Regions from separate parts of the Homo sapiens genome. Here region 1 is linked to region 2. A link is a loop called in an ENCODE intact Hi-C map of the cell type or tissue named here. Cell type or tissue: psoas muscle. All regions are shown on one strand. Each heading gives the region's core, and the rest is flanking DNA. Links, peaks and the distances in the headings are about the cores only. Region 1 overlaps EZH1 (enhancer of zeste 1 polycomb repressive complex 2 subunit). Region 2 overlaps ATP6V0A1 (ATPase H+ transporting V0 subunit a1).

Evidence for each region. Peaks named below come from ENCODE experiments on the same cell type or tissue, not always from the same donor. Only the 100,000 strongest peaks of a DNase experiment are listed, where the experiment ranks them.
Region 1: a loop joins it to region 2, with 2.9 times the contacts of the local background. A loop is called at or near these places in 2 of 110 quality-filtered maps.

The regions. Positions count from the first base shown.
Region 1 is chr17:42,708,586-42,725,816 of GRCh38, reverse strand. It overlaps EZH1 (enhancer of zeste 1 polycomb repressive complex 2 subunit), which reads left to right. Exons shown (of 21, transcript NM_001991.5): 5 at 1,393-1,512; 6 at 2,902-3,022; 7 at 5,368-5,544; 8 at 6,610-6,712; 9 at 7,200-7,363; 10 at 7,750-7,841; 11 at 12,428-12,608; 12 at 13,332-13,528; 13 at 15,880-15,971; 14 at 16,901-16,941. It also overlaps the pseudogene RPL34P30. Among named protein-coding and RNA genes, the nearest start is that of MIR6780A, 9.0 kb to the right of the region's middle. In psoas muscle, for the core only: no CTCF peak of the experiment used is centred there; no DNase peak of the experiment used is centred there.
Region 2 is chr17:42,470,471-42,478,470 of GRCh38, reverse strand. ATP6V0A1 (ATPase H+ transporting V0 subunit a1) reads right to left here. Exons shown (of 22, transcript NM_001130021.3): 6 at 729-811; 7 at 1-8. Among named protein-coding and RNA genes, the nearest start is that of ATP6V0A1, 16 kb to the right of the region's middle. In psoas muscle, for the core only: no CTCF peak of the experiment used is centred there; no DNase peak of the experiment used is centred there; H3K27ac peaks cover 1,097 bases.

The sequences.
Region 1 (17,231 bases), core at 7,119-15,118, 240 kb before region 2:
ACTTTGCTTCTCCATGTACTATCCCTATCACCTATGCAGCTAAGTTGATGTCCACTGTCTTAAAGTTTAGGTCTTCAGAAAACTTCCTCATCTTTTAGGACTTTCAGAGGCTCTTTACTGTTGTGTATAACCCAGGTAGACCAACAGTTTGAGCTGAGGTAAACATCAGCTGAGTATGGGAAGTACTGTGCTGAACTCTATAGAGGACACAAAGGTGAATAAGAGTCCCTTCTTTTGGCTGGGCATAGTGGCTCACACATGTAATCCCAGCACTTTGGGAGGCTAAGGCAGGATGATTGCTTGAGTCCAGGAGTTGGAGACCAGCGTGGGCAATATAGCGAGACCCTGTCTCTACAAAAAAAAAAAAGAAAAATTAGCTGTTTAACTGGATGTAGTAGCACATGCCTGTAATCCCAGCTTCTCGGGAGGCTGAGGTTGGAGGATGGCTTTAGCCTGGGAGGCAGAGGCTGCAGTGAGCTGTGATTGCACAACTGCACTCAGCCTGGGCAACAGAGTGAGATCCTGTCTCAAAAAAAAAAAAAGAGTTTCTACTTTCCACAAGTTTGCAGTCTAGGGATTCCTTTTAGGAGATGATGTTACAAAACTCTGAATTTATTAAGTTGTTTTTAAAATTTTGTTTTTGTTTTTTTTGAGACGGAGTATCGCTATGTCGCCAGGCTGGAGTGCAGTGGCGTGATCTTGGCTCACTGCAACCTCCACCTCCCAGGTTCAAGCAATTCTCCTGCCTCAGCCTCCCGAGTAGCTGGGACTACAGGCATGTGCCACCACGCCCAGCTAATTTTTGTATTTTTAGTAGGGACTGGGTTTCACCATGTTGGCCAGGATAGTCTTGATCTCCTGACTTCATGATCCACCCGCCTCGGTCTCCCAAAGTGCTGGGATTACAGGCGTGAGCCACCATGCCTGGTCAAATTTTTTATAATTTTAAATGCCATCTGAATTTTAAAAATTTAATTTATTAGCTTGTAAGAACTAGAGGCTACTAAGATCATTTTTTTTCTCTTTTTTTTCTTTTTTTTCTTGAGACAGAGTCTCGCTCTGTCACCCAGGCTGGAGTGCAGTGGCTCACTCAACCTCTGCCTCCCAGGTTCAAGTGATTCTCATACCTCAGTCTCCCAAGTAGCTGGGATTACATGTGTGTACCACCATGCTCAGCTAATTTTTGTATTATGTTTTTGTAGAGATGGGGTTTCACCATGTTGGCCTGGCTGGTCTCCAACTGACTTCAAGTGATCTGCCTGTCTTGGCCTCCCAAAGTGCTGGGATTACTGGCATGAGCCACTATGCCCAGCCAATTTTGGAAGGAAATTACATTTCTTTCTTGGGTTATATGCCCGTCTTTCCCTCTCCATGTCATTGCTTATATTTCAGTGTACCATAGAGAGCATTTTCCCGGGATTTGCAAGCCAACATATGTTAATGAGGTCACTGAACACAGTTGCATTGGTTCCCATCATGTATTCCTGGTCCCCTCTCCAACAGAACTTTATGGTATGTATTGAAAGCACTGTGGTGGTTATTTAAACTGTATGATTGTGTTATGTTGATATGCCAGAGCTCCTCTTAGGGTAAAGATTGTCCAGTAATTAACACAGCTAGGACATGCAGGGCAGAACAAGGTTGTAATTTACTTACTCTAAACAATATATATTGCAAGTTGTTCTAACTTGTCAGATTTTATGCTCTCTGATGTGTGCTTTGGAATTGATGCTGGTTCTTTTTTAAATGAATAATATTGGGCAAGATTTCAATTTTCTCTTAGTACCTTGGCCCAATATTATGTACAGTTAAATGCAGTCTAAATCAGACTCTTGAGGCTTGAGCAGGTTGTCTGCTCCCTGTTGATGGAGTAATCCTTTCTGAATTCTCTAAATGCAAGATGCTACAAAAACAACTGAGACAACAGACGTGCACACAGTCCTTTCATCTGGGCCTTTGTGCTGACTCCTACTAGGATTATTTGTGGTTTTGATAATCATTCCTCTCTAAATACTGCCATTGCTTATCATCTGCCTGGTGACAGATAGCCGTACTACTGGTTGGAATGAGGTCGAGGTTTATAGAAGGGAATCATCTCTTAGAATAAAACTTCAGAATAATTTTACTTGCTACTTGGGGATTTTAGAATGACTATATTCTCTGCTGAGCACCCCACTCCCCCAAAATTATTTACTATTGTTTATTGCCAGAAAATATCCATAGCCTAGGCTGCAGTTGACTTTAGGTTCCCATTGAGTGTGACTGGCATGAGTTGTAATCATAATTTTTTTTTATTATTGGAGAATCTTAGTCCATCTTATAGAATACCCATGTCTTATGATTGCCCAGTTTATTTTGTAGTTAAATTACAGATCATAATCTTAGAAGCCTTCATTTTTATTTATCCATCTGTCTCTCTACTTATGAAACTTTTTTTTTTTTTGAGACGGAGTCTCACTGTGTCGCCAGGCTGGAGTACAGTGGCGCGATCTCAGCTTACTGCAACCTCTGCCTCCCAGGTTCAAGCGATTCTCCTCCCTCAGCCTCCCTAGTAGCTGGGACTACAGGCATGCGCCACCACGCCCAGCTAATTTTTTGTATTTTAGTAGAGATGGGGTTTCACCATGTTGGCCAGGATGGTCTCGATCTCCTGACCTCATGATCCGCCTGCCTCGGCCTCCCAAAGTGCTGGGATTGCAGGCGTGAGCCACCACACTTGGCCCCATTTGAGGTTTTTTTGGCCAAACAAAATGGCCAGTGTTTAAAATGCAGGAAACTCTGGGACAAAGGCATTTTCAGGAGACTCAAGCAACAAACAAAGCTCAGCAAAGATTCCACTAAATAGGAAAGAGCAGATGCATGATGGCTTCATGGAATAAATCACATCTGGTTTGGTTTCAGGTAGAAGATGAGACGGTTTTGTGCAATATTCCCTACATGGGAGATGAAGTGAAAGAAGAAGATGAGACTTTTATTGAGGAGCTGATCAATAACTATGATGGGAAAGTCCATGGTGAAGAAGGTAGTGGTACTGAACTCCTTGGAGAAAATTTTGTTAGAATCAGGCCTCTTCTTTGGTACCTCATCATCTTGCCATCTTGCTTTTATCTTCTGCCCCATGGGGTACACACTGCAGAATATTTCAATGTCATCACATGGCTGGGAGTTAATTTTTTTTTTTTTTTTTTTTTGAGACGGAGTTTTGCCTTAGTTGCCCAGGCTGGAGTGCAGTGGTGTAATCTAGGCTCACTGCAATCTCTGCCTCCTGGGTTCAAGTGATTCTTCTGCCTCAGCCTCCCAAGTAGCTGGGACTACAGGTGTCTGCCACCATGCCCAGCTAATTCTTGTATTTTTAGTAGAGATGGGGTTTCACCATGTTGGTCAGGCTGGTCTCGAATTCCTGACCTCAGGTGATCCACCTATCTCGGCCTCCTAAAGTGCTGGGATTATAGGCGTGAGCCACCATGCCTAGCCCAATTTTTTTTTTTATTTTTTTTTTAGAGACAGGGACTCACTCAGTCACCCAGGCTGGAATGCAGTGGCATGATCATAGCTTATTGTAGCCTCAGCCTCCTGGGCTTAAGTGATTTTCCTGCTTTAGCCTCCTGGGGGGCTGGGACTACAGGTGCACTCCACCACACCTGGCTTTTTTTTTTTTTTTTTTTTTTGAGACAGAGTCTCGCTGTGTCACCCAGGCTGGAGCGCAGTGGCACAATCTCGGCTCACTGTAAGCTCCGCCTCCCGGGTTCATGCCATTCTCCTGCCTCAGCCTCCCGAGGTAGCTGGGACTACAGGCGCCTACCACACCCGGCTACTTTTTTGTATTTTTAGTAGGGATGGGGTTTCACCGTGTGAGCCAGGATGGTCTCGATCTCCTGACCTTGTGATCCTCCCACCTCAGCCTCCCAAAGTGCTGGGATTACAGGCGTGAGCCACCGTGCCCGGCCCTGGCTTATTTTTAAAATTTTTTGTAGAGATGGAGTCTCACCACGTTGCCCAGGCTGGTCTTAAACTCCTGGCCTCAAGCAATCCTCCCACGTTGGCCTCCCAAAGCTCTGGGATTACAAGAGTGAGCCAACATGCCTGGCCCAAAATACCCTAGTTATTTCTTTTTTTCTTTCTTTCTTTTTTTTTTTTATTACCCTAGTTATTTCTGATTCAAGCAGCAGAAACAGAAATAAAAATTATTTAAAGTATCCTAGTTAAATTTTAAAAGGAGTTGGGACATAAAAGGATTATGTAGTAATCAGTGGCTGGAGAGAAAGTTTATTGTACAAATAAGTTTAATCTTAGGGCTTAGGAGTTTTCCATAAGGACATCCAAGACCATTTTGTTCTTTATTTCTCTTTCTCTGAGAATGGCAATGAGGCTCTCTGTCATACTTCTTTGATCCAGGCATCCCCTGAATCTCCCAGAAGTTGGTTTTAATAATCTGAATTTCCTAAAAGCCAATTGTTTGGATTTAGTCATAATTCTAGAAAAGTCTGTCCGTGTGTAAGAAATGGAAAGAGGAGAGGCTCTCCATCACTTCATAAACCAACAGCCCCACCTGCTCTTTTGACAATTGTGGGCACTGTTGTGATGCTGTTGAACTACATTATTTGTCCACAGTGCCTCCTAGTGTTCAAAGACCTCCTAAATTGTAGTACATCTCCATAAAGTACAATTTTAGGAAAAATTGCTGTCTTTTGATTTAGAGACGTCATTACTGACCCATCAGCAGCAAAGCCAAGAGAATTTTCATTTTATTATTTTTCTCTGCCCTACTTGGAGATTGTTTGAACACTTTCATGAGATTTTGAACCAGAAATTCAGAGTTGACTTGTGACTGAGGAAGTGAAGTTCTTCAGTAAGAATAAAGCCTATGGCTGGGCACGGTGGGTCACACCTGTAATCCCAGCATTTTGGTAGGCCGAGGCGGGCGGATCACCTGAGGTCTGGAGTTCACGACCAGCCTGACATGGAGAAACCCAGTCTCTACTAAAATACAAAATTAGCCAGGGTGGTGGCACATGCGTAATCTCAGCTACTCGGGAGGCTGAGGCAGGAGAATCACTTGAACCTGGGAGGTGGAGGTTGCGGTGAGCCAAGATCGCGCCATTGCACTCCAGCCTGGGCAATAAGGCGAAACTCCGTCTAAAAAAAATAATAAAAATAAATAAAGCCTATAGCTGTATTCCTACTCTAGCCAGCTGCCCACTGCATGTGTAGGAGCCAATCAAATGATTGTAATTTCCTGATCTCCCATGTAAAAATGTACACATGTGACATATCTGGGCCTCTGGAGTGAGTACAAGAAAACCTGCCTAGGAGGACTAATGGAATGTGAAGTGACCACTGCTCATCTTTCGAATCCTCATGTTTCAGAGATGATCCCTGGATCCGTTCTGATTAGTGATGCTGTTTTTCTGGAGTTGGTCGATGCCCTGAATCAGTACTCAGATGAGGAGGAGGAAGGGCACAATGACACCTCAGATGGAAAGCAGGATGACAGCAAAGAAGATCTGCCAGTAACAAGAAAGAGAAAGCGACATGCTATTGAAGGTACGTAGCACTGGCTCCCTTATTCCTTTTTTAAAGTGACAGGGATAGGGAAGAAGGAAGAACTGGAAAGATTTGTTGCCTATTAAAGGCTGTTGGTGCTTCTTGTTGGTTCACTTAAAAGGAGAACATGATCATTAAGTGATAGCTTCAGATAGCTGTGACTTGGGTGAAGAAGAAAGTAGAAGAACTGATAGAATAATCATTGCTATTCATTTCTAATTATATGTCTCATGTGAAATTGGGATCATGCCAATTTATATATATGTATATATCAAATTTTATATCCCTTTTTATTTAATCTTATGAGTACTTTTCCATGTCACTAATGTTTAATTTAAAATTTAATAGTTTAATTATACTATATGTCCAGGGACATAGTGTATTCTCTTTTATTGTATCATAATTATAGTATCAGTGTAGTTCTTCAGCATCCACTTCATGATAGGATTCTTCTATGTTCAGGCCTCTCTATGAACACTCTTTTCACCTCCAAATTCTTATTTTTATTTTTAAAATCTATTATTTATTATTTTTTTGAGACACAGTCTTGCTCTGTTACCCAAGGTGGAGTGCAGTGGCACAATCTCGGCTCACTGCAACCTCCACCTCCCTGGTTCAAGTGATTCTTGTGTGTCAGCCTTCTAAGTAGCTGGGACTATAGGCATGCACCACCATGCCCAGCTAAGTTTTGTATTTTTAGTAGAGTTGGGGTTTTACCATGTTGGCCAGGCTGGTCTCAAACTCCTGGCCTCAAGTGATCCGCTCCCCTCGGCCTCTCAAAGTACTGACTGGGATTACAGGCGTGAGCCACCTCACATCCAGATTCTAATTGGGACTGTGGATTTTGTTGTTAATATGTAGACTACTCTAACTTCCTTATTTACTGGTAGCATATATCAGATAAGTCCAGATAGCACTGATGTTTATATATCTCCAAACAATCAGTGGTTAGGTTAACAAAGCAGCTGTAATCAAAATGCTATGACAAAAGGAAAAAAGATCACACAGATTTGTTTACGTGTTCTGATAATCGCACTCAGGAGCTTTTTATCATTTCCAATTCAGGCAACAAAAAGAGTTCCAAGAAACAGTTCCCAAATGACATGATCTTCAGTGCAATTGCCTCAATGTTCCCTGAGAATGGTGTCCCAGATGACATGAAGGAGAGGTAGGGAAAGCTGTCCCACTTAGGCCATATACAGAGTGCTCGGACAAAACCTTTATTCCCTCCTAATTTTTGGTTAGTAAAAAGCTTTGTTTATGGTAAGGGCATTATGATTTGCCCGCAATTTGATTATTTCTTGCTTACTCAATTACCTCTAAATGCCCCCCTTACTATATTAAGGGTCATCGTATACTGGCTTTTGAGTGAGTCTGGGCAGAGAACATTTACTCTGCCATTTTTCTGGAGAGTTAACTCCAGCACCATCTTAACAAATCCTTCCCTCCCCTTACTTTCCAACATTTGCCCAACCCAGCATAATTACAATGGTGGACCCACTCTAGTTATCTACCATTCTCTTATCAACCAGACCTATAAAAAACACCCATCCTCCCTTGGCAGACCGTAGGTGAGCTACTGTCAGTACCCAATCTGTATTTCCTCAGTGGAGGCAGTTCCTCGGAGGAACTCTTATCTCTCTTTTCTTAAATAGGTATCGAGAACTAACAGAGATGTCAGACCCCAATGCACTTCCCCCTCAGTGCACACCCAACATCGATGGCCCCAATGCCAAGTCTGTGCAGCGGGAGCAATCTCTGCACTCCTTCCACACACTTTTTTGCCGGCGCTGCTTTAAATACGACTGCTTCCTTCACCGTGAGTGGGGCTACTCTGTTTGAAATGCTCTCCTCTCTTCCATCCCCAGCCACCATTTCCTTCTCTTTGTTCTGGTTTCTCGTATAGAGTTCCTGGCTTCTGTTCTAACGTTTTACAAAGGGCCAGTTCTATTTTCCCTTGCTCAATTATAGTGCAACATGCTTTGCATGATAGGGACAGACTAACTAGCAACTTATCTGTCCCTCAGTACCTCTTAGCTTTGAAAGCATTGTGTTGATGTCAGAAATGACTGAATTTTGTGCACCCTGATGGTAGCCGTTTATATCGAATTCTAACTCCTACAATAGCTCTCTAATTCACTTTTGTTTCTCCCCATCTTGTCAAGTGGATAGACCACTGGCAACAAGACAGTTTTTGTTTTCCAGCTTTTCATGCCACCCCTAATGTATATAAACGCAAGAATAAAGAAATCAAGATTGAACCAGAACCATGTGGCACAGACTGCTTCCTTTTGCTGGTATGTTCTTAAGCTGTTCTGGCATTATTAACTTCATTCTGGGAACACAAGCCACGTGAGCCAGTACACAGCACTCTGGGGGTCATATAGCACAAATAAAACATGGCTTTTGCTCTTAAGGAGCTCCCCAGTTACTGTGGGACCGCTCTTAAGGAACTCCCCAGACATGGTAGCACTATAAAGTTAGTCTGATGGAGTGCAGATTCGAAGATCATTAAAGGCTTGCCTGCTCTAAATATCATCTGCTTAGATTTCAGAGCCTAAAACTGTATTGTTAGAATTGGAGCAAAGTGTATGCTGGGGGGGTGGGTACACACTCTAGTTTCTTTGCTATCTTGTTATAAATGCATATAACTATGAGACGAATAGCACGTGATGATGCTGATGTCTTGTTGTGATCAACCAGATGGACCGTTCCCTGATGGACAGACCTTAAGAAGCAGCATAAATGGTCTGGCATACCTGTGGGGAAGCCATATATTGAGAGCTAGAAGGAAATAGATCAACTGGACTTGCCAAAGACACAGTTGGGCTTTTTACACAATAGGATGAGCCTAGGCGATGAATAAAATACCTTGATAAAATTTCTGCCACCTATTAAAATTATATTATACAACCAGCCAAGTGCTTTTGGAACCATCTTTAGTGGGATAATAGATGGAAAGATGGTAGAGAATGCTGTTGGGCACACATGTGGAAAATGGGCCGTACTGTAAAAGCAAAAGAATAGACGTTATTGGGTTTATTTTTTCCTAATGTGTATTGACTCCTTCCTATGTGCCAAGTATCATAGTAGACCCTTAACATACCTTGTCTTATTTTCATCCTATAACAGTGTCATGAGGTAGAGGAAACTGGATTACAAAAGTTATATATTTTGCCTAAAGTTTGTTGATAAGTCAGCGGTATGGCAGCGATGAAATTCAAGTCAGGGTCTAACTCCACAGATCATGCTTTTAAAATTACTCCATGTTTTTCAGCCAGGCGTCGTAGTGCACACCTATAATCCCAGCACTTTGGGAGGCTGAGGGAGGTGGATCACCTGAGGTCAGGAGTTTGAGACCAGCCTGGTCAACATGGAAAAACCCTGTCTCTACTGAAAATACAAAATTAACCAGGTGTGGTGGCGCACGCCTGTAATCCCAGCTACTCAGGAGGCTGAGACAGGAGAATTGCTTGAACCCAGGAGGTGGAGGCTGCAGTGAGCCGAGATCACGCCACTGTACTCCAGCCTGGGTGAGATAGTGAGACTCCATCTCAAAAAAAAAATAATAATAAAATGAAATTACTTCATCCTTAAAAAAATATATATGCCATGTTATGTCAACATACCAGCATTTATATAAGTCAAAAGGTCATTGCCCTTCTCACAGGAGTCACCTTGATACCCTGTACATGTATTACGAAGATGCTGCCAATGCCTGAAATGTATGCATGTTTAACTTACAGAGATAATGTATGCACAATTTTTCTTTTATTGCGTTTTAGGTTTGAGTGCATATTAAATATAATGCTGGACTATTTTCCCCCAACTGTTTACTAAGAACATTTTCAATCATGCAGAGTTGAAAGATACCTTCTTCCTGGATTTGATAACATTTTTTTCTGTATCTCCTTTCTCCATAAATTTGCGTATGTATATCTTTTGCTGAACCATTTGACAATAAGTTGCAGACATTGTGATGCTCATTTGGTAAATGTTTCAGCATAAAGACATTCTCTTACATAACCACATTATTACACCTAGGACAATTAATAAAAATTGTATAGTATCCTCTATTACCCATTCTATTAATATATTCAATTTTTTTTTCAGCTGTACCAAGAATAGGTATTTTTGTGTTGTGTTTTGTTTTGTTTTGTTTCCAAACCAGGATCATCCAGTCAGACATCATATTTGGTTATTATGTCTTTTTTTTTTTTTTTTTGAGACAGAGTTTCACTCTTGTTGCCCAGGCTGGAGTGCAATGGTGCAATCTCAGCTCACCACAATCTCCACCTCCCGGGTTCAAACGATTCTCCTGCCTCAGCCTCCCAAGTAGCTGGGATTACAGGCATGCGCCACCACGCCCAGCTAATTTTTGTGTTTTTAGTAGAGACAGGGTTTCTCTGTGTTGGTCAGGCTGGTCTTGAACTCCCAACCTCAGGTGATCAGACTGCCTGGCCTCCCAAAGTACTGGGATTACAGGTGTAATAAGGCGCCCGGCCTTGTTATGTCTTTTTACTCGTTTTTAATCTCAAATAATTCTATCACTTTTAAAATCTTTTTAAAAGTTCCAGGCTGGTTGTCTTGTAGGATGACCCACATCCTGGATTCATCTGTTGTTTTTTCACAGTGTCATTTCTGTGTTCTTCTGTCTCCTCTTTCTTATAACCTAGAAATTAGGTCTGGAAACTTGATTTTATTTATGTTAAAATGTTTGGCCATTATATTAAAATGGTGGCTCACGCCTGTAATCCCAGCAATTTGGGGGGCTGAAGCATGTGGATAGCTTGAGCCTAGGAGTTCGAGACCAGCCTGGGCAACATGGCAAAACCCCATGTCTATAAAAAATACAAAAATTAGCTGGACTGGACTTGGGAGGCTGAGGTGGGAGGATCAGTTGAGCCTAGAAGGTCAAGGCTGCAGTGAGCTGAGATCATGCTACTGTACTCACCTGGGTGACAGGGCAAGACCTCGTCTCAAAAAAATATATATATATATAAATACATATAATCTATTATATATTATATTATATATAAATACATATAATCTATAATATATATTATATATAAATACATATAATCTATGATATATATTATATATAAATACATATAATCTATAATATATAATATATAAATACATATAATCTATTATATATAATATATAAATACATATAATCTATAATATATAAATACATGTAATATATAGTATATAAATACATATATAATATATAAATTATATTTACATAAATTATATATATTTTATATTTATATAAATTATATATAAATATATTTATATAAATTTCATATATTTATATATTATATAAATATATATTTTATATTTATATAAATTATATAATTATATAATATATTTCCATATTATATATTATATATATAATATATAAAAATTATATGTAAATATATATAAATGTTTAAAATAGTATAATTGATACTGTATACTTCATACACAGCATAGGCACATAATATCAGGTTCAGTTAATTTTGAAACTTCTCTTTTGGAATTTCCTTTAGGCCTTACTGTATATTATTCCAAATTCCAGATACCCTTAATGATAGTTAACCTTTATTTTTTTTTCATTTTTATTACTCAAAAAAACTTCATTTTTAAATTGAGCTTTCTGACTCTGCTTGTGCCTTCAACACTTTCACAACAATTTTCTGCTGCTTGCTAAGGAAAGCACACTTGCTCCTGCACCAATACATTCAGCACACACGGATCCACCATAGGCCCTGCTGACATGCTTTTTTGTTTTGGACAATCTCATAGGAACTTTAGGTCTCATAGCACAAACCCCCCGAAGTCTGCTGGGCACACGCCACATGCAGATTTCAGTGCTTTCCCAACCCTCTTGGTATAAAGGTAATCAATTCTATTACCAGGGGCTCAGGACAGCCTAGTTTTGTTAAAAGCTATATTGTAGGAAAGCCTACATGTATGTCAAATGCTGGACCATTCTGAGTGCCTCTAGACAATGTCACTGGAAGATAAACCTTTATTTTGTAGAAATAGATTTAGTTTTCAGAAACAGCTAGGAAGTCTTTGAAAACCAAGTCTGATGAGAAAATATTGATGATCTAGGTGAGTGATAATTATTTCATTTTTTAAAAAAGGGGGTGATAGCTGTAAAATAATGAAACAATATTCTTCTGAGTTTCATACACAGATTTGGGAGGAAGTTTCAAAATTAAGTAGTAAGATTGTACAGATTAAGCATTACACATTTTATTAAGGAAACAGAGAAAGTGTGGTAGACTGGAAAGAATAGTGGCCTAGGGAGACAAGGAGCCCTGATTCCTATACCCCTCTGGAACTATTAGCTGCATACTCTCAAGCTAGTTTCTTCCCCTCTCTGAATCTCATTTCTTCATCCATAGGAGAATGTGTTCTCAAATTCCAAACAAGTAACACGCAAGTTAATTTTAGATACAACTCACTGGAAAATTGAAGACACAGATGCATAGATTATATCTTTTTTAAGATTATAGGACATTAGCTGGGCATGGTGACATGTGCGTGTGGTCCTAGCTACTTGGGAGGCTGAGGCAAGGGAATCACTTGAGCCCAGGAATTCGAGGCTGCAGTGAGCAGGCCTCTGCACTCCATCCTGGGCAAGAGAGAGAGACCCTGTCTCAAAAAAACAAACAAACAAAAAAACATTATAGGACAACTCTTTTGTGAAAAAGTACGTAAGTTTTGTTAAGCAGCTCTCATTGTTATATGATCATACTTATTATATGGTACAGAGAAAAAGAAAAGACACTATTATTGTAGACAGATGTTGTAAAGATGAAAGTTTGTGATGATGAGATCAATATGGTGATGGGCCTGTTCCTATTTCCTGTCTGTAATGTGTCCACTGCAGGAAGGAGCAAAGGAGTATGCCATGCTCCACAACCCCCGCTCCAAGTGCTCTGGTCGTCGCCGGAGAAGGCACCACATAGTCAGTGCTTCCTGCTCCAATGCCTCAGCCTCTGCTGTGGCTGAGACTAAAGAAGGAGACAGTGACAGGGACACAGGCAATGACTGGGCCTCCAGTTCTTCAGGTACGATGAACAGAAAATGAAGACTTTTTCTTTCCATGCAAGGACTCTGGTAAACCCAGGATCACTGCCTGACACTTAACTTTACTACCTCTTAAAAATTATAAATTCTTTCTACAAGTTTTGTAAACAGTAAAGATGGGGAATATTTTCTTTTTTTTTTTTTTTTTTTTTGAAACAGTCTCTCGCTTTTTTGCCCAGGCTGGAGTGCAGTGGTGCTATCTTGGCTCACTGCAACCTCCACCTCCCAGGTTCAAGCGATTCTCCTGCCTCAGCCTCCCAAGTAGCTGGGATTACAGGTGCCTGCCACCACGCCCGGCTAATTTTTATATTTTTAGTAGAGACGGGGTTTCGCCATGTTGGCCAGGCTGGTCTTGAACTTCTGACCTCAGGTGATCCGCCTGCCTCGGCGTCCTAAAGTGCTGGGATTACAGGCGTGAGCCACCCTGCCTGGCTAATTTTTGTATTTTTAGTAGAGACAGGGTTTCGCCATGTTGCCCAGGCTGGTCTTGAACTCCTGAGCTCAAGCAATCCACCCACCTCGGCCTCCCAAAATGCAGGGATTACAGGCGTGAGCCACCATGCCTGGCCTAAAGATAGGGAATATTTTCATTCCTAACTGTTCTACCTTTTAAAGTAGAATGAAGTACTTCTGAGTTTGTGACAAACTACTGATGACAACTGCATTCTACCTTCTTCTGATTCTGTTATTTCTTCCCTTCTCAGAGGCTAACTCTCGCTGTCAGACTCCCACAAAACAGAAGGCTAGTCCAGCCCCACCTCAACTCTGCGTAGTGGAAGCACCCTCGGAGCCTGTGGAATGGACTGGGGCTGAAGAATCTCTTTTTCGAGTCTTCCATGGCACCTACTTCAACAACTTCTGTTCAATAGCCAGGCTTCTGGGGACCAAGACGTGCAAGCAGGTACCATCTGGAAGCAGCAGAACAAATGGGCCCCTCCTTTCACGCATTGCTCTGTCCAGCCCTTTGCCATCTTACCAGGCTGTGTGTCTGGGTCTGGAGAGAAGTTGTCTTAAGTTCAGTCCCTGATGAGCCTGTGCTTCTGTGAGTTTCCCAAACATGGCCCTTCTGCAAGTGCCAGGCCTAATGATGTTTGGGGACCCGCCTCCTCCTTGCTGAATGCTCATTTCTGTCTGGACTCTATTTAATGCTTCTGGGTCCTACACTCTTTCGCTTCTTTTTTTTGGCTCTGGCCTCCTTTCTAAATGTGTACCCCTTTCCCAGAAGGGACTCCCAGGTCTTTCTGTGGCTCTTGTTAATGAGCACACTGCTGCTGCTGCTGCAGCTGCTGCAGCTGCTGCTCCCTCCACCACTCCGCCAGCCTCTTCAGTCATTTTATTCTCCACATTTTCTATCACTAGATTATCTTTATTTTGTCTTTGAGACAGGGTTTCACTGTGTCGCCCAGGCTGGAGTGCAGTGGCATGATCATAGCTCACTGCAACCTCCGCCTCCTGGGCTCAAGCAGTCCTCTCCCCTCAGCCAAGCAAGTAGCAAGGGACTACAGGTGCAGGCCAGTATGCCCAGCTAATTTTTTTTTTTTTTTGAGACAGAATCTCGCTCTGTTGCCCAGGCTGGAGTGGTGCAGTGGCATAATCTTGGTTCACTGCAACCTCCGCCTCCCAAGTTCAAGTGATTCTTCTGCCTCATCCTCCCAAGCAACTGGGATTACAGGTGCCCACCACCACACCCAGCTAATTTTTTTTGTTTTGTTTTTTTGAGATGGAGTCTCGGTCTGTTGCCCAGGCTGGAGTGCAGTGGCATGATCTCAGCTCACTGCAGCCTCCGCCTCCCAGGTTCAAGTGATTCTTCTGCCACAGCCTCCCAAGTAGCTGGGATTACAGGTGTGCACCACCACGCCCGGCTAATTTTGTATTTGTAATAGAGACGGGGTTTCACCATGTTGGCCAGGCTGGTCTCAAACTCCTGACCTCAGGTGATCCACCCGCCTCGGCCTCCCAAAGTGCTGGGATTACAGGCATGAGCCAATGTGCCTGGCCATTTTTGTATTTTTTTTTAGTAGAGATGGGGTTTCACCATGTTGGCCAGGCTGGTCTCAAACTCCTGACCTCAAGTGATTGGCCCAGGAAAAGACAGGAAAAGACCACAGTGAGAAGACAGACTGAAGAACAGGGACAAGGAGGCAGCTGTCAGGGCCAGCATGTCCAACAGGAAAGGAACCCCAATGCTTTGGCTTCCTACCTTCTGGAGGAGACTCTGTGGCCTCTTCTTCATGCTTCCTGTACTGAGAACAATTAATAGAACCATGGACTGGGCAAGGTGGCTCACACCTAGAATTCCAGTGCTTTGGGAAGCCATGGTGGGAGGATCGCTTGAAGCCAGGATTTCAGGACCAGTGTGGGCAACAAAGTGAGACCCCATTTCTACAAAAAAAAAAAAAAAAAAAAAGCCACGTACCTGTAGTCCTAGTACTCAGGAGGCTGAGGTGGGAAGATGGCTTGAGCCCAGGAGTTCTATACTACATTGAGCTATGATGGCACCACTGCACTCCAGCCTGGCCAAGAGTATGAGACCCTCTCTCTTAAAAAAAAAAAAAAAAAACAAACAAAAACAGAACCATGAGCTGAAGTGCCCTTTGCTTTCATTTTGGAGCTCATACCTATTTCCCTGATCACAGGTTCTCAACGTAACCATCTATGGATTTGTATGCAAGAATGTTCTTGTCTGTATTTTCCTGAGAATAGTTACAGTTTTCAAAGATCCCCCACAAAGGGCCAATAGCCCCAACAAAGAAAAGGAAAAACTAAAAACCAGTGCTTTAAGAGAAAAAACACATCCTATTGAAATGGCTGAGGCTCCGGTATCTTTATACTGACAGAGGGAGCTAATATTTAGCCCACTGAAACCATTCCTGTCCTGTCCTGTCCTGCCTTACACTCAGTTACACAAGGCACAGCGTTGCCCTTCCTAAAAAGAAGAAGATACTGTTGGTCACAGTCAGCCCACTCTTCTACCCGTGGCTTGGTAGAAAGAGTAGTAGGTGACAGCTTCTGACCAGGGGCGGTATTACTGTGCTCAGTATTTCTCCTTTCCTGAGTCAGGATAAATAATTAGGAATGAACTTCAGAGCCAGTAACCCAATGTTCCAGTGGCACTCTGTCTCTCCCTGACTGATGAGAGGCTTGGTCAGCTGCCTGAGTTTCTCAGAACCCTCCCAAGGCCAGCACCCAGCTGGGCCACTTACCTGACCCCCTTGCTCGAGGAGTGACAGGCCCGTTGGATTTCTCTTCCAGGTCTTTCAGTTTGCAGTCAAAGAATCACTTATCCTGAAGCTGCCAACAGATGAGCTCATGAACCCCTCACAGAAGAAGAAAAGAAAGCACAGGCAAGAAGGGTTGGACAAAGTGTTTTGTTTTACAGCCAGGCTGTTCCCTGTGCTCTGACCTCCCCTTGGAGTTCCCATCTGCCTCCCTCTTTAGCAACCGCACAGGCTGTGTGAGCCCATCAGCTTGGCATCACATGACTGAGAGCCAGCCTCCTGAGTGCTCCCTGAGGGTCTGTGCCTTAGATCAGCCCTCTTCTTGTCCCCCAGTGCTGTGGACCATAACTGTCTGTTTTTCTATTTAAGCTTCTGGCCAATAGGACATGAGCTGGCCTCATGGCTCCACCCTGAAGCCATTTCTCCTTGTTGGTTTTGTTACCACCTTACCCATTTCTCAACTCTGATCAGAGTTTATTTATTTGTTTGGTTTGTGTTGTTTTTCTGAGTTACATGATAGCCTTTACTTAGGTTGGAAGTTTTTAAAAAAATTCTGCACCCTGGCCCTGTTCCCTAGTGACTATCACCTATCAGAGGAAGGAGCTGACACCACTTCTAGATACAGAAGGAAATCCCTGTGGCTCCTCCCTTTCAGTTCTTTCAGAGAAGATTCCTGAAAGGCCTTCCCACCTCCCCATCTTGAAACTCCCCCATATCTCCACCTCCACAAAGACAAAGGGAGAGATTTGGAGAGAAACAATAGCTTTATAATAGACCAATAGGCTTGGGCTTTCTTTTATTTCTGTGTTGTGTTCTTTTATGTTATTTGCTTGTTTGGGAGGGGTTGTGTTTAAGTTTAACTCTTGTAGCACAGGCCAGCTGGATTTAGGATGGACTCTAGCTTCTGTGTACCAAAGTCGTCCTGTTGAGGGGTTTGGGAAGATACTCCCCAGTCATCAAACACAGTCCCTCAGAGCAAGTCACGTTGTCATTTACCTGCATTTGCAGAGCTCCCTAGGGCCGTGACTGAGACCTGTCCTTCCTGTCTTTTTCAGATTGTGGGCTGCACACTGCAGGAAGATTCAGCTGAAGAAAGGTAAGTTCTACCAGGGCATTCTTCAGCAGTTCAGCTGGAGGCCTCACTCTGTGGTCATCACCCTACCCCACCTCCAGCTGCACTTGTTGACCCTGTGCCACTTCCGCAGATTGCAGAATTCTCTGCAGCAACTGAGAACAGCTGAGCCTCTCACTGCAACTGAGAAGACCTCTTAGGAGGTAACATTAAGGGCCTTGTGGTCTGTGATTTTTCTTTTTTTTGAGATGGAGCCTCGCTCTGTCACCCAGGCTGGAGTGCAGTGGCACAATCTTGGCTCACTGCAACCTCCG
Region 2 (8,000 bases), core at 1-8,000:
CCACGAAGCTGTGGGGAGAAGAGGCAGATTGGAAACTCTATTCCATGTCATGGGATGGAAGGTTTTAATACAAGTCTTTTTTATTTATATTTATATATATATCTTTTTTTATTATACTTTAAGTTCTAGGGTACATGTGCACAACGTGCAGGTTCATTACATATGTATACATGTGCCATGTTGGTGTGCTGCACCCATTAACTCGTCATTTACATTAGGTATATCTCCTAATGCTCTCCCTCCCCCCTCCCCCCACCCCACAACAGGCCCCGGTGTGTGATGTTCCCCTTCCTGTGTCCAAGTGTTCTCATTGTTCAATTTCCACCTATGAGTGAGAACATGTGGTGTTTGGTTTTTTGTCCTTGTGATAGTTTGCTGAGAATGATGGTTTCCAGCTTCATCCATGTCCCTACAAAGGACAGGAACTCATCATTTTTTATGGCTACATAGTATTCCATTGTGTATATGTGCCACACTTTCTTAATCCAGTCTATCATTGATGGACATTTGGGTTGGTTTAATACAAGTCTTATTCCCAGCTTCACTTATGGACCCAGCAGAGAGCTGACAGAGCAACTCAGGCATGAATCCAGAGTTGTAGGACTATCTCAATAGGCTCAGAAGAGGGCATATCCTGGTAGCAAGTGAATCCCCAGTCTCACTGCTCTTCTGAACAGAAGAGATGAACATGGCCCCACTGAATACCGAAAAGTTGACATGGCACTTACCCAAGTCTTAAAGGAGTGCCTCTTCCCATCTCACTTGGCTCCAAGAGGGATGAGGACTCTTCCAACAAGTCTGGATCCGCCATCTGCTGATGATGCAATTCAGCCTGAATTCACAAATCAATTAATATCTAATGAAAATAGTTAGTGGCATGCAGGCAACGAGGAACCAGGAGACAGGTTCAGAAAATAAGGATGAAAAAGAAAACAAACCACGAAAAGACAAGATATATCCATAAAAAGACAAGAAGAATAGGGGATGAAAACACAGAAAATAAATTTGAGGTAAAGAAAGCATAATTGCCCCAGTAAAGCATCTGGGGAAATGGTTTTAGAAATAAGGAGCAAAAGGAAAAAAAATTAAGTGATGGTGACATGTATAAATCTGTTACTTGGTGGAAGCCATTTTCTCTCCTACGTTTCCCTGAATGAATGATGAAAGTGCCAGGAAATACCTCTGCATGTAGATAGGAAGCTAAAATATCTCTTCTTTCTGTGCAATAATGAAGAGACTCTGCAGATACTCTGAACATTTAATTTCTAGGCAGCTACAAACTAGAATTTTCCCTACGTGAGAATGTGAAAGATAGAGGCTCTCTTTCCAAGGAAGAAGCAAGGCACTGCCACTGTCTTTGAATGCTGTGAAGTCTGGAGAAAGACAGAAGGGGAAGCTCCAGGTATCTACGTTTCCAGCCCCTTTAAAATTCAGAATATGAGAACTTTCAGCATGGCCACTTATAGAATGATCCAAGCCATGGGATTTAAAGAGTATTTATGTCTTCAAAAGGATAAGAAGCACAATAGCTGGGCAGGCCTGTAAAAACATATCTGAATGTCCCATTTTCTGACTAGGAATCTTCTAAATAAGTTCACATAGGCTTTACAGTTGTAGGATTCTTGAGAACACAGCTCAAGAATCAAGTAAAGTGAAGGAAAAACAACAGATAATAAACCAAACTAGAGTTCATGGGCTGGTTTAATTGGTAAGATTTAAAATGACTTCCACCATGACAGTTTATACAATGAAATGAAGAAGGATCTTCCCACACGCAGGTCTACATTTCCTAGCCTCTCTCTACCGAACTCATCCTACCACCCTTTACTCCCATCAGAAAGGAGAAGCTGCTCCAAAAAACAAAACAAAACAAAACAAAACAAAAACCAGTCCAATCAACTTCTCCATTGCCTCATCTCCCCAACTCTAATACCCAGGCAATACTTGTTTGACCAAAAACTAGGAGTAAACCAGAACAATCATCCTCTTCAAAAGCACAATAAGACAAAAAATCAGAAGAGTTTTTCTCTATCATTTTCATTCCAAATTTCAATTTGATTCTACCCCTGTCAGCCACACTCTTAAAAAGTGGCACAGGGACCATAACTTGATAAAGTCATGGGATCATAAACATAGCAAAAAGGGGGAAAAACTGTGTATAAACCAGATGATAAGTCTGAAGGCCTAAAAAATAGAAAGCAATCATTTTGGGAAGTAAGGATCAACACCAGAAGTGCAGAGAAATACTGTCATGAGATTGGAAAAGTTTAAGATGAGATCATGGAGACACTAGTTACCACTGGCTGTTACATGTAAGTTGAGGGGGTTCTTTCGGTTTCTACTTGCAATCAAATCAGCTGACTACAAGCAACTTGTTTTCAGGATCCCGATGATTACAACATTTCAACTTGTTCTTGGTTTATCCCTTGGCAAAAACCAGTGAGCCTGACTACTCACAAGACTCCATCCTACTTGCCTGCCTGTCTCACAAGACGTGGTTTAAGTCAACCCTAAATATCGGACTCAATGCAAACACATGTGCTCTAACTGATGGAAAAGCAAACAGTACTTAGCAACTAGACCACTTCAAAGACTCTATCTAGGACTCTCTGAGAATAAAAAACAACAAAATTAAAATTCAACAGAAACTTGCGATAATATTTGAATTGCTAATTTCACCACTTCATACTTAAGAATTCTATCTTAGAGAGAAAAGTTACAAATTTTTAAGTAAAATTGTGCCTGGTGAGAAACTAGGATGACTAGAACCACTCACTAACTGAAGGCCTTTAAAGCAGTATCTAAAACCATGTGGTTGAAAGTATCTAAATCTTAGAGCAGGGGTGTCTGATCTTTTGGCTTCCCTGGGCCACATTGGAAGAAGAACTGTCTTGGGCCACACATAAAATACACTATAATGATAACTAATGAGCTAAAAAAAAAAATTCCAAAAAAATCTCATAATGTTTTGAGAAAGTTTACGAATTTGTGTTGGGCCACATTCAAAGCTGTCCTGAGGCCTGAAGGCCATGGGCTGGACAAGCTTGTCTTAAGGGTATCTGGGTTCTCTAATAACAACATTGTGAATATGCCTCTACATTACTGCTATGCCCTCTGGTTTCTCCATTCAGATACTGAAAACCACGCCTTACAAAAAGGAAGTAGAAGAACTTCAGTTCTGTTTCTACAGCAATTAAGTATAAATAGCACATCCAGTTCAAGCTATGTCAATTACCAAGAACAAACAATTACTGCCATCTACATCGAGAAAAAAATTATATTTCATTACTTAAGGTATTCACCTAGGCCCCAAAGGAAATGGCAGATGGGAAAAAAATAAAGAAAGCAGATGGATGGAAAACTGAGAAGGAAAGGAAAGCAGGGAATCTGCATGCCATTAACCATTACTTTTCCAGTCTTCTTTATGTTCTCATATGTTATGGTGCTTATGGTAAAAGATGCAGAGAAATCTCTCCAGCTCTTACAGTTCTTCATAAGCAAGAAGACTTAGAAAAGGATAATCATTAACAAGTCATTTTAAATGCCCTAGATAAGAAATGACTAAGTCAAATTTGTAATCATCTTTAATCATAAGACTATTCAATATGTTTATTTTTCACCTTACACACACCCTGCCAATCATAACTCCTATGCCTAAATATAGAATCATTTTCTGATTTAGCCATTTCTGCTAACTCATTACTGTGAATTATTGATTATAGTCACCAAATTACACAAAATAAGGGGTTTAAAACTGGTAGTGTTTTAGGCCCTTTGCAAATATTATAATTTCAGACACAGAAGAAAATCTCATTAAAAATCCTAAGTTTCCAACATTTGAGGGTCCCAAGTGTCCTATCTTTCGCATTATTTGAAGTGCACGCGCATGTGCAGATGCAAAGTTGTGGCAGTGACACCTGAGCCTGCTGCTACGCAGCAGCAGGGCAAGGTCTATGGAAAGGAACCTGGCTGAGGCTGTGAGCTAGTGCAAGAACAGGCAAGGCAGAGAGGTTCTTGCCAGGAGACTTGCAATGCAGTGAGACTGCTGGGAATGGAAGGGGAATTGATGACAAAAGCAGCATAAGAACCTCTCATAGCCACGGTCTTGTGCTCTAAGTACTTCCAGAGACTGGAAAAAAAAAAAAAGTTTTGAATAAAATAGGAGGGGGAGGCTGGGTGCGGTGGCTCACACCTGTAATTCCAGCACTTTGGGAGGCTGAGGCAGCTAGATCACGAGGTCAGAGTTCGAGACCAGCCTGGCCAATATGGTGAAACGCCCGTCTCTACTAAAACTACAAAAATTAGCTGGGCATGGTGGTACACACCTATAGTCACAGCTGCTCGGGAGGCTGAGGCAGGAGAATCGCTTGAACCCGGGAGGCGGCAGTTGCAGTGAGCCAAGATCGCACCACTGCACTCCAGCCTGGATGACAAAGCGAGACTCTGTCTCAAAAAAAAAAAAAATAGGAGAGGGAAAACAACCCCAGCATGAAAAGGGCACAAAGATCATGAAGACTTAGAGTCTGCCTTCTCAAAACAGGCATTTAGTGTTTAGACTTATTATTCACAAAATAAAAGTCCTAAATCCATAAATTATGATTTTAAAATATCATTTTTCCAAGTGGTTCCTCTTATTTTCATTTTTACTAAGTTCTTTTCATTAGAAAATTAATAGTTTAAATAATTATTTCCCTTAAGGGAATCCATCTATCAGTCTTTATTCGGAATTTCTCCAAAAATGAACCATAATAGGAAGCTGGCTCTCATTCTTAAACTTACGAGGTCTTGAAAGACATTTTCATATGAGATAGCAATATCTCAGCAGTAAACTAAACAGTATATCAAAAGGGAAAAAAATGGGGACAGGGAAGGTAAAAGAATTAAGCTCCAAATAATGCTAAAAGGTAGCTGAGCTCTGACTACAAGGCCAGGTTTACATCAGATCTGTGGGTAGCAGCTTGGATATGTTTAGAAAAGCACACATCTGTGAGCATATGAAAGCGTCATGTTCTGGGGTATTTCTTAAGACTGAATGATACATTCCTTAAACACAGGGACCATGTCTTACTCATCTTGTGTCTCACAATAAGTAGGTGCTCATTATATGCTCAGTGAATTAGTGAACAAAAATACAATAACGTCTGGGCAGTGAGCATGCTGGAATTCCAGGTTCATTAAAAACATACAGCTTAAGTGGCGATGCCTATTGCAAAAGACCTTAAACACTTAGAGTTAATCACACTGTCCCACACCCTCTAACGTGATGTCATTAGGGACTGGCGAAAGAAGTTACCACTAGTCTCAAAATTCTCGACTCTGTGAGCAAACTAAATAAATATTTGTACCTTCTGACTCTTGAAAGGACCAGGCAATTAAATTCATATGAGTTTTTCCCCTTTCCCTTGACCCAGCAGATCCTTTTAATTAAATGGCTTCTGAGTCAAATCCTTAAATTAGTGAGGAATGTATCACATCCTCAGCAGACCTTCTCTAGCCCAGCAGTTTTCAAACTAGCATGCCTCCGGATCACCTAGTAAATACAGACTGCTAGGCCTAACTCCCACAGTGTCTGATTCAGTAAGTCTAGGGTGGAGACTGATAATTCATACTTCTGACAAGATTACAGGTGAGTCTGCTGCTGTTGTTTGAAAAACCCCTGCTCCAGTCTAGAGAATTCTGGATATTTGATCTCCCCTCAAAAGAGAAAAATTTCTGAGATGAGGCAGTTAAAAACAATTTTTTTTTTTGAGATGGAGTCTCGCTCTTTCGCCCAGGCTAGAGTGCAGTGGTGCGATCTCAGCTCACTACAACCTCCGCCTCCCCGGTTCAAGCGATTCTCCTGCCTCAGCCTCATGAATAGCTGGGATTATAGGCGCCCGCCACCATGCCTGGCTAATTTTTGTATTTTTAGTAGAAGACGGGGTTTCACCATGTTGGTCAGGCTGGTCTTGAACTCCTGACCTCGTGATCCCCCTGCCTCGGCCTCCCAAAGTGCTGGGATTATAGGCGTTAGCCACCGCGCCCGGCCTAAAAACAATAAAAAATAAAAATAAAAACTATATATATAAATTTAAAGTACAACTGAGAACACAGCAGATGCTAACTAAAATGGGACTCTACCAGGCACAGTGGCTCACACCTGTAATCCCAGCACTTTGGGAGACAGAGGTGGATGGATCACTTGAGGCTAGAGGTTCGAGACCAGCCTGGCCAACATGGTGAAACGCTGTCTCTACTGAAAATACAAAAATTAGCTGGGGGTGGTGGTGAGCACCTGTAATCCCAGCTACTCGGGAGGCTGAGGCAGGAGAATTGCTTGAGCTTGGGAGGTGGAGGTTGCAGTGAGCTAAGATTACTCCACTGCACTCCAGCCTGGGCAACACAGTGAGACTTTGTCTCGGGAAAAAAAAAAAAAAAAAGGGCCTCTATATTTAAAAGCTTTGCCAAGTTTTCTTGTTGAGCAAAGGAATGAAAGAACTTTATGGGAAGGCACATTGAACAGTGACTGTAACAATCCCTAAAGTGTCTAATATTGTCAATCTGGTGGCAAAGACACCTGTCAAGAAGACAGTTACTGTACTTTAGGCCATCAGAAAAACCACATCCAAGTTGAAAGCTAAGACTCCTCCCCAGACTGAGTTAGGAGAAGGGAGCATTCTGGAAGCCTTGCTCCAGATCCTTTCCATGGAGTCACCTCAGCACATTGTCACCTGGACTAAGTCACCTACATTTTTTTTTTGAGACAGTCTTGCTCTGTCCCCCAGGCTGGAGTAAAGTGGCTTAATCTCCGCTCACTGCAACCTCTGCCTCCTGGGCTCAAGCAATCCCCTCACTTCAGCCTCCCGAGTAGCTGGAACTACAGGTGTGCACCACGATGCCTGTCTAATTTTTGTATTTTTTGTGGAGACGGGGTTTCACCATGTTGCCCAGGCTGATCCTGAACTCCTGGGCTCAAGTGATCTGCCCACTTCACCCTCCCAAAGTACTGGGATTACAGGTGTGAGCCACCATGCCCAACCAAGTCACCTACATTTTTTTTTTTTTTTTTTGAGACAGAGTCTTGCTCTGTCGCCCAGGCTGGAGTGCAGTGGCGCGATCTCGGCTCACTATAAGCTCCGCCTCCCGGGTTCACGCCATTCTCCTGCCTCAGCCTCCTGATTAGCTGGGACTACAGGTGCCCACCACCATGCCCGGCTAATTTTTTGTATTTTTTTAGCAGAGACGGGGTTTCACCGTGTTAGCCAAGATGGTCTTGATCTCCTGACCTCGTGATCCGCCCACCTCGGACTCCCAAAGTGCTGGGATTACAGGCATGAGCCACCGCGCCCAGCCTACATTTTTTTTTTTTGAGATAGAGTCTCACTCTGTCGCCCAGGCTGGAGTGCAGTGGAGCAATCTCAGCTCAATGCAACGTCCACCTCCCAGGTTCAAATGATTTTCCTGCCTCAGCCTCTCGAGTAGCTGGGATTACAGGCAACCACCACCTCACCCGGCTAGTTTTTGTATTTTTAGTAGAGACCGGGTTTCACCATGTTGGCCAGGCTGATCTCGAACTCCTGACCTCAGGTGATCCACCTGCCTCGGCCTCCCAAAGTGCAGGGACTACACGCATGAGCCACCATGCCTGGCCTCACCTACATATTTAACCCAAGAACTTTACTAACATTTTTCCCTCTGAGGTAATGCGTCTAAGTTTATGTGATAATCCAGAAGTTTCAAACAAGCATCCTACCAATATTTTCCATACAATAAATACAATGAAAAACTCTTGAAAAATTAGTGTGATGTGTGCTATCTGAAGTACTGAAAAATGTGCTCGAAGGTTTATAAGCAAACATAGACAATGAAATAAAAATTTGATGACAAAAGGTTTGGTGATTAAACCTTTGTTATAATTTTGTCTATAACCAAATGTTTGCTTCCTCAGCTTTAACCTTAAGCATATACTTACCTTATAAGTATAAATATAATGTAAAAATTTATACTAACTATGTTTATAC